Regions from separate parts of the Homo sapiens genome. Here regions 1 and 2 are each linked to region 3. A link is a contact called in ENCODE Hi-C data. All regions are on one chromosome and are shown on one strand. The core of a region is the stretch at or near the end of the contact, and the rest is flanking DNA. Distances in the headings are between cores, read along the strand shown.

The links. Hi-C counts contacts between places; a loop is a spot of excess contacts on that map. Pooled maps may share reads with other maps.
Region 1: a loop to region 3 is called in a pooled map, with 6 times the contacts of the local background. The contact joins the promoter of ACSL1 here to the enhancer-like site in region 3. A Hi-C loop is called at or near these places in 4 of 37 single-sample maps with no recorded cell type and 5 of 50 pooled maps.
Region 2: a pooled map shows a loop between it and region 3 (5-fold over the local background). The contact joins the promoter of CCDC110 here to the enhancer-like site in region 3. A Hi-C loop is called at or near these places in 2 of 37 single-sample maps with no recorded cell type and 2 of 50 pooled maps.

Annotation. Positions count from the first base shown.
Region 1 is chr4:184,824,459-184,827,418 of GRCh38, forward strand. ACSL1 (acyl-CoA synthetase long chain family member 1) reads right to left here and starts at 1,510. Exons shown (of 21, transcript NM_001995.5): 1 at 1,458-1,510. LOC105377587 (a long non-coding RNA gene) reads left to right here and starts at 1,713. Exons shown (of 3, transcript XR_939564.4): 1 at 1,713-2,513. RefSeq lists enhancers at 759-828, 2,079-2,582, 2,189-2,238, 2,409-2,688 and a silencer at 999-1,958.
Region 2 is chr4:185,470,192-185,473,155 of GRCh38, forward strand. It overlaps CCDC110 (coiled-coil domain containing 110), which reads right to left and starts at 1,542. Exons shown (of 7, transcript NM_152775.4): 1 at 1,483-1,542; 2 at 754-858. The coding sequence starts at 1,492. It overlaps LOC105377590 (a long non-coding RNA gene), which reads left to right and starts at 1,240. Exons shown (of 2, transcript NR_133944.1): 1 at 1,240-1,569; 2 at 1,924-2,072. RefSeq lists a silencer at 1,127-1,756.
Region 3 is chr4:183,721,390-183,724,125 of GRCh38, forward strand. No RefSeq gene overlaps it. Among named protein-coding and RNA genes, the nearest start is that of TRAPPC11, 63 kb to the left of the region's middle. RefSeq lists a silencer at 1,313-1,842 and enhancers at 1,794-2,555, 1,953-2,002. Within about 2 kb of position 1,487, at least 20 of the 41 ENCODE cell types and tissues checked have a DNase peak (open chromatin) inside an H3K27ac peak, as active enhancers do.

The sequences.
Region 1 (2,960 bases), core at 260-2,759, 1.1 Mb after region 3:
ATTCAGAAAACAGAAGTCTTTAATATGTCTGTTTTAAAGGGGAGAGGTATAAGGTGTGCGGCTAACAAGTTTATTTTTCTAGTCGCAGAATTTGGACTCGTGAAAGATTTTAGTCTAATGCAGTTTGTTCACAAATATAAGGAGGGGGGCCTCAGACTAGGGAGGTGTTTTCCGAGTTGAGTCAGAACAAGAAAGTAAGTCTCCCAAGACCTGGTCCTTTTCCACTATATCACACTGCACTGTCTGGCTCCAATCTGATGGCGAGCAATGGTTCCTTAAAAAGCTCCATCTTCTCAAGCCTACCCAGCACAGACCTACAACTCAAACTTTAAGTTTTAGCCAGCCTAACCTTCCACGTCCACTTGAAAAAAGAAAAAAAAGAAAGAAACAATCAACCGGAAGCCTTTGATTTTTTTGCTAGCAAGAAGCCAATAATTGTTTTCTTTGGGACAATCACAGGTTAAGTTGTGAAATGGGTGGCAGAAACTGCAAGATTTAACCAGTTTCTCTCAACGCTAATCAAAGGTCAAGAAAATAAAAGACAGGGCAGTGAGAGTCGCGGGACTTTAGACACTCCTGCACCAAGAAGCTTAAAAGTCTTAGCCAGGGCACTAGAGAACGCTTTTAGAATGGTCACTCTTAATTATGCTCCATAACCTTGAAATTGGACTGAGTGGGGAAGGGGTTTCCACACTCTCACAACGCACCGACTGGGGGAACGCCTGTCCCCAGACTCGAATCCACGTGTCCATTCAAGTCATCTACCGCCACTCTCCGTCTACGCTGCCAGGTGACAGACATCATCTTTGCTTCTCAATTTCAAAAAATGCCAGCACTCCTTAGATCAATGACTCCACGGCCAAGTGCAAGGGCCACGGGCACTCCTCTGGAGTCACCGAGAGAATGTCTGCCTCTGGCAGCGGCCTCTGAGCTGCCTGTGGGCCTCGTGCCGCCGCGCTGCGTGGGGCCGGCATCTCAGCGGGCGCGAGTGCAGTCTCGCCCCACGCGCGGTCCGAACGCCCGCGAGCCCGGCCTCTGGGCAGGCGGGGGCCGCGGACGAGGGCAACGTCAGCGGCCCAGCTGGGCCACCTCCTCCCAGCCGAAGCGCGGCCTCCGGCTGCTTCGCCGGGCCGGTCCCCGCCGCCGCACACACAAGGGTCGGTCCCGCGCGCATCCCCGGCCGCGCACCAGCCCCGCGCCCGCGCCGCCCGCGACTCAGACACAGGAAGCTGCGGCAGCACGGGCACCCCGGAGGCCTCCGGCTGCCGAGGGAAGCGGGGCCGCGGGCAGGAGGCCGGAAAGGCGGCGCGGCCCCACGAGCCTGGGGTGGCTCACGCGCCTCCGCGGCGGCCGCTGCTCCGGGCTCGGCCCTGAAGGGCAACGTCAGCCGGCGCCTCGGCCGGGGCCCGGGCACCGCCGCGGGAGCAGGCGCGGCTCCGCACGGCGGGCGCACTCACCTCCTCCGTGGACCGGCCGCTCCGCCGCCGGCTGTCACTGCAGCCCACTCCCTGCCCCGCGCCGGCTCTGGATGCTATTTAAGGCGCCGCTGGCGCCGCCGCCTCGGCCCGCTGGTTGCGCCCCCGCCACCGCCGCGGCTGAGCCAGGATGCTGCTGGTGCGCTCGCCGCGCCGGCCCCGCCCTCCCGCGGCCCCGCCCCGCCCGCAGGCCCCGCCCCCGGCAGGCCCCGCCCCGCCGAGCGCCCGGCCGCCCTCCTGTCTGGGCGCGCGTGGCTGGCGGGTGGCCGGCGGTCGAGAGGCTGCGGCGGGCGAACGCCGCTGGAGTCGCCCAGACTGCCTCGGATTTCATAATGAATCTGAGGAAGGACAAAGGGTACATTGGACCGCCTCAGCTCAGAGGCCCCGCGGACCCTGGGCCCCGCGATGCCCGAGGGGCGGGCGGCGCCCTCCGGATCCTGCACCCTCAGCCCGTGCCCCGCTGGCCTCCTGGCAGGCCGGGCAGAATTCTGCTGCGAGGGCCCTGGAGGCAAGGGCCTTCCTCTCCGTTTTTCCTTGACACTGACGGGCGCGGCCCCACAGGGTTTCCCCCACGCTCCCTGGCCGGAAGACCTTTTCTGTCTGGTGTCTGCAGAGCCTGACGTGGGCAGCGCCCGCAGCTCGCGCCGGTGCAGGGGAGCTGAGGGCCGACTGCGCGCTGCACCACGGCGGCCACCTGCTGTGCGGTTCTGAGGGCTTCCGCGGTTCTGAGGGCTTCCGCGTCCCTGCCATGCCCATCTTGGGGCTTCAGAAGCCAACACGATGGTTTTCGGGCTCACATCCCAAAGGCTGCTCTTCCTTTTAGCACCTGGGACCTACCAGGAACCTCAACCTCTAACAACATTGGTCCCCGTTACCGTGGAGTTTGCGCCCAGCGTTCGCTGGAGGGCCGTTTGAAGAATGATTGTTGTCGTAAAGGCCTTTGATAATAATAGATACTGTTTACCCAGTGCTTGATGCCAGGCATTGCTACAAACACTGCGTACACATTATTCTATTTAATCTTCATAACCCAGTGAGGTAGGTACTGTCATTACTGTCCTTTCACAGAAGAGGAAGCTGGGGCACAGAGGTTAAATGCTAGTGAGAGCAGTACCACACTTGGCACTCAGGCTGCCCCCAGAGTGTGGGCACAACCAACGCAGGGCTATGCCTGGGCTGCAGGCAGGGGAAACTGACCGTGGTTCGCTCCAGGCCTCAGCCACACTGCAGTTCACTCCCACAAATAACTGAAGGACTTTCCCTGGGTGTCTCCCACAGTGTGCTGGGCGCAGTGGTGCAGTGGGGTGAGGACAACGCACACACCAGCAACCTCTCTAGCAGCTCAGTCCTTTTAGATCTCCATCTTCCAGATCTAGAAAAAATGGACTCCACGTTCGTTTTCACTGGTTCCCGCTTGGCTAATCCCTGGTTTTTCTGTCCAGATCTCGCCTCCCCATCCGTGATTTTGTCATCTTTGCCTCTCCT
Region 2 (2,964 bases), core at 292-2,791, 1.7 Mb after region 3:
GTTTTCTTTAGAAAAGGTATACACCCCTCCCTGGATATCCACAGGGGATTGGTTCCAGAGCCTCTGCGGATAGCAAAATCTGCAGATGCCCAAGTCCCTAATACAAAATGGGGTAGTATTTGCATAGCTTCTATGTGTATCCTGCTGTATACTTTAAATCATCTCTCGATTACTTGTAATACCTTATACAATGTAAATGCTATGTAAATGGCTGTTATACTGTTCAAAATTTGCATTTAAAAATTGTGGTACTGTTATTTTTAAAAATTTTCCCCCCTGAATATTTTCCATCTGTGGTTGGTTGAATCCAAGGATGCGGAACTCCCAGATACCGAGGGCTGACTGCATATCGTTTTAGTGTGTGTCCAAAAAACTCAACAATTCTTACTTAGCATTCAGAGAAGCAACGGAGCGTAGCGTGGTGGTGAAGACAGGCAGTCCGGAGCCGCCCTGCTGAATGCCCGCTCCATTCCTCGCTGCCTGTGTGACCTTAGGGAGTTAACCTCTCTGTGCCCGTTTCCTTATCTGCAAAATGGGGATCGTGGTAGCACCCACCTCGTAAAAGTGTTGTGAGAATTAAACAGTTGATCCATTACGTGCTTAGAACAGCACTGGCACAAAGCGCGAGTGCCGTGGTGGCTGCTGTCCGTGTCATCACGGCCGTGGGAAGCACGCCAGGTGAGCAGGTGGCACAGGCCAGATGCTGCCGCCTGTGTATAGTTAAAGGAGCCTTTTACGGTCTGGCGATTTTACCTGTGTCACTGCAGCCACTTTCCTTCACCCCCTCCGAAGAATTTAGGATCTTGGACGCTGAAAGGAGAACGGAGTCAACTTCATCCTCTTCCCGGTGCTGCTTTTCTGTAACAGAACCGTCCGGGGCTGTTCTGTCGCGGGTCGTGGCGTGGCGGGGCTGAAGGTGGGGGCGGGGCAGAGGGATGGGGCGGGGCAGGGCTAACGGCTGGGGCGGGGCGGAGGGAATTAGGAGGGGGCGGGGCTGAAGGCTGGGGCGGGGGGGCGGGGAGGGCGGGGAGGGCGGGGCGGAGGGAATTAGGAGGGGGCGGGTTTGAAGGCTGGGGCGGGGCGCAGGGATGGGATGGGGCGGAGAGACTGGGCGGGACCTGTGGGGGCAGAGGAATGGGGCGGGGTCAAGGCTGAAGGCTGGGGCGGGGCGGAGGGATGGGGCGGAGGGACGGCATCAGGCCGGGCCTGGGGCGGGGCGCGGCGCTTTCCGCAAGCGGCCACCCGAGGGCGCGCTGGGCGGGCGGCGGCGGCAGACCACGTAGCCAGCCTGTAAGCCACAGCGGACGCAGGGGGCCGCAGCGGGTGCTCAGCCCTAGGGCCGAGCGGGAGATGTGCGGCGAGTGCAGAAGGGCGGACCCGGGATGTCCCGGGTTTTCGAGCGGGGAGCCGCCTGCTGAATGCCCTTCTGCTGCCCTCCGTTCCCGCGGCTCCCCTAGGAGCCCCGCCCCGTCCAACTCTTACCCGGGCTCATCGCCGCGGCTCATCTCTCTCGCAACCGCCGCCGCACGCACCCGCTCCGCCGCCCCGCGCAGGGCATCCTGTCGCCAGGTAACCGGGTGGCCGGGGCGCCGGCCCCACCCCCACCCTCGGCGGCGCGCGCTCGGCTGGGGTCCCTGGTGGGGTCCCGGTGGGTCCCTCCTCACTCCGGACGCTTCCCCGAGAGCTTCCCTGGGAACCTGGCCTGGGACAGCCCACCTGGGCGCCTCCCCGCACACGCGCGCGGCTGTCCGGGACGGGCTTGCTCACACTCGGACTCGCTGCGGTACCCGCCGGACCAAAGCGGTGCGGAGAAAGGGACCGCCCGGGGACGGACACACGCCTGAGAGCTTTCCCTTTGCCTTTCCACATCTCCACTTCATCGCTGTTGTTTTTTTTTTTTAATTCTTAGTCCTCTCATTTCAGCGCATCCCTCAGAGGAGTTTCAGCATTTGGGGATTTGAACGGCCCATGACCAATATTGTGAAAGGACTTTTGTTTGCTGCAATGAAAAGAAGACTCCTATTTTTCAATAATGAATTAACCTAAACATGTATTAAAATATGCTCATGAAAGCTGTGGGAAGCGACGGTGGGCTTCCTTTGTCTAAGCATGTTAATTTTTACGCACCTGGTGTATCACGTGCAGGATTGATGTTGCGTTCACGGGAAACCTGACCTCCTTTAACCAAGGACTGGGTGCGTGCCCCCAGCTAATCCTCCTGCCCATCAGAAAATGGTGCTCTTTAAAGTTTTAAACGAGTATATATTATTTATTTTGTAGTAAACCATCACACATAGAAAATTAAAATTCAAAATCACAATCACCAGGATATCATAATTTGCTATATAATAACATATAATATATAATAAGTAATACATGATGGCTTGCTTTCATTGAAATGAAACTTCTTATGATAGTTTCAGTGCTTACTTCCTCTAATTTGTTTCTTATAGAAATGGGCTCTAGTGCACGCGCCTGTAATCTCAGCTACTCAGGAGGCTGAGGCAGGAGAATCGCTTGAACCCAGGAGGCGGAGGTTGCAGTGAGCCGAGATGGCGCCACTGTGCTCCAGCCTGGGCAACAGAGCCAGACTCCGTCTCAAAAAAACAAAAAAAAACAAACAAAAAAAAAAAAAAGAAAAGAAATGGGCTCTAGGTCCGGCATGATGGCTCACACCTGTAATCCCAGCACTTTGGGAGGCCGAGGCGGGTGGATCACCTGAGGTCAGGAGTCCGAGACCAGCCTGACCAACATGGTGAAACCTTGTCTCTACTAAAAATACCAAAATTAGCCAGGTATGGTGGAGTACATTCGTAATCCCAGCTACTCGGGAGGCTGAGGCAGGAGAATCACTTGAACCCAGGAGGCAGAGGCTGCAGTGAGTCGACATAGTGCAACTGCACTCCAGCCTGGGCCACAGAGCGACACTCTGTCTCAAAAAAAAAAAAAAAAAAAAGAAAGAAA
Region 3 (2,736 bases), core at 237-2,736:
GAATAATGATGTGCATTAGGAGCCTGGGGTCAGGAGTCCAAGGTTAGGGTGAGGGCTTTCCCGTGGTGTTGGCAGCAGCTGGCGCCTGCGCCCTCCGTGCAGGAGAGCAGCTCCCTCCAGCGGCTTCCCTCGCGCTTTGTGCCTTGCCCACCGCTCAGACGCTCTGCTCTGAAAAGTAAAGTTCACAAGGTATCTTCAGCTGCAAGGATAAAATCAAGAAGACAACTTCAAACACAACCTTTATCAACTTAAAATCAATATTAATGTACGAATGGTCCGAATGGTCACCTTGGGAAATCAGTGAAAGGGCCTGACATGGAGAAGAGATTAAATTATGTTTAATAAATGTTCATTTTATGTTCATTCTTTGAAAACGGGCACTCATTGAGTGACAGATCTTTTACCACACACAAACACTAACAGATACGCGTAACTGCGCCCTGCGACATTTTATTTTCCGGCTGCTCCCCCTCCGCTGTCAGGTGGGCAGTGTCCACGGTGCTTAGGGGAACAGGAGGGGTTCCGGTGCTGCTTCCCTTCCGTGCACAGAAAATCCACCCAGGCTGGCGCGGCGGCTCACGCCTGTAATCCCAGCACTTTGAGTGGCTGAGGGGGGCGGTTCACTTGAGGTCATGAGTTCGAGACCAGACTGGCCAACACGGTGAAACCGTCTCTACTAAAAATAAAAACCGTCTCTGCTAAAAAAATTAGCCAGGCTAGGTGGCGCGCCTGTAATCCCAGCACTCTGAGAGGACAAGGCGGGTGGGTCACCTGAGGTCAGGAGTTCCAGACCAGCCTGGCCAACAAGGTGAAACCGCATCTCTACTAAAAATACAAAAATTAGGCCGGGCGCGGTGGCTCACGCCTGTAATCCCAGCACTTTGGGAGGCCGAGGCGGGCGGATCACGAGGTCATAAGATCAAACCATCCTGGCTAACACGGTGAAACCCCGTCTCTACTAAAAATACAAAAAAATTAGCCGGGCGTGGTGCGGGCGCCTGTAGTCCCAGCTACTCGGGAGGCTGAGGCAGGAGAATGGCGTGAACCCGGGAGGCGGAGCTTGCAGTGAGCCGAGATCCCGCCACTGCACTCCAGCCTGGGGGAAAGAGCCAGACTCCGTCTCAAAAAAAAAAAATAAAAAATAAAAAATTAAATTAGCCTGGCGTGGTGGCAGACATCTGTAATCCCAGCTACTGGGGAGGCTGAGGTGCGAGAATCATTTGAACCCGGGAGGCGGAGGTTGCAGTGAGCCGAGATCGCGCCACTGCACTTCAACCTGGGCGACAGAGGGAGACCTCATCTCAAAAAAAAAAAAAAAAAACAAAAGAGGAAACAAACAAACAAAAAACCTACACCAGCCCAGCCTCTCTAGCGAGGCTCACCCGCCCGCCCGGCCCCCGCACCCGGTCTCGGCTTCTCTGGCCAGGCCGCGGGGCCGTTCGGCGCGGGGCGGGGCGTCGGGGAGTTTCCGCAGCGGTTAGACCGGCCAGGGGACCTCGGGACAATGAGCCTTTCTGTTTTAAAGCCGGAACCCAGCCGGGCCGCGCCGCGAGGAGGCTCCCCTGAGGCTGGCAGGAGAGACCTGCAGAAACTCGTGCGCGCCGAGCGAGGCGGGCGCCCTGGGGCTGGGGCACGCGGCCGGCGGGGGCCGCCAGGGAGCGGCCGTGGCGGGACCAGGACTACGGTGCGCCCCGCCGCCGCCAGCACCCGCCTTGGGAAGCCCGTCCGACGCGTACGCTGCAGGGGCCTTCAATAGGGGCTGTCGCCACCTGCACCCGCGCCGCTGCGGTTCGCAGGAAACTCCTGTGGCTTTTCGGAAGCACAATGCAGAACGCCCGGTGAGGGTTTGCAAAGCCGCCCTGGGAGATGCCGCAGTGTGAAACCTTTACGGTTGCACCTGGCCTCTCTGCTGCATCTGGCCTGTCTGCTGCACCTGGCCTCTCTGCCCCACCTGGCCTCTCTGCCCCACCTGGCCTCTCTGCTGCATCTGGCCTCTGCTGCGCCTGGCCTGTCTGCTGCATCTGGCGCCTGTTGCACCTGGCCTCTTGGCTGCAACTGGCCTCTCAGCTGCGCCTCTTTGTTGCCTCTGCAAACTCGGGTGCCCTGGAGCTTCCTACCCAGAAGTGAGTGCCGTGCACACTGCAGGTGCGAGGTGCCCCTCCTTCTGTCTGTTCTGTTTGGTTTGGCAGATGACAGCACTCTCAGTGGGGCCTGAAACCTTGACAGTCATGGCTTTCTTTGTAAGGACTCTCTTCCTTCATTAAATCGCTTGTATTTGGATTACAGAGATCTGTCATAAAGAGATTCAGTACTTAATAATAACGTGGGGAAAGGATCACCAGGTACTGTTAAGAAAAAAGCAAGGACAGAACAGTGAATACGGTAATGATCTTGTTTCGTAATACAAAACAAAACAGACACTATGCAAATACAAACCCAAAGGAAAATGATCATGCATAAAAATACTGTTTTTGGGCCGGGGGCTGTGGCCCATGCCTATAATCCCAGCACTTTGGGAGGCCAAGGCAGGAGGATCACTTGAGTCCAGGAGTTCAAGATCAGCCTCGGCAACAAAGCGTGACTTCGTCTCTACAAAAATTAAAAAGAAATTAGCCAGGCGCTGGTGTGGGCCTGTAGTCTCGGCTACTTGAAAGGCTGAGGTATGAGGATTGCTGGAGCCCAGGAGGTCAAGGCTGCATTGAGCTATGATTGTGCCACTGCACTCTAGGCTGGGCG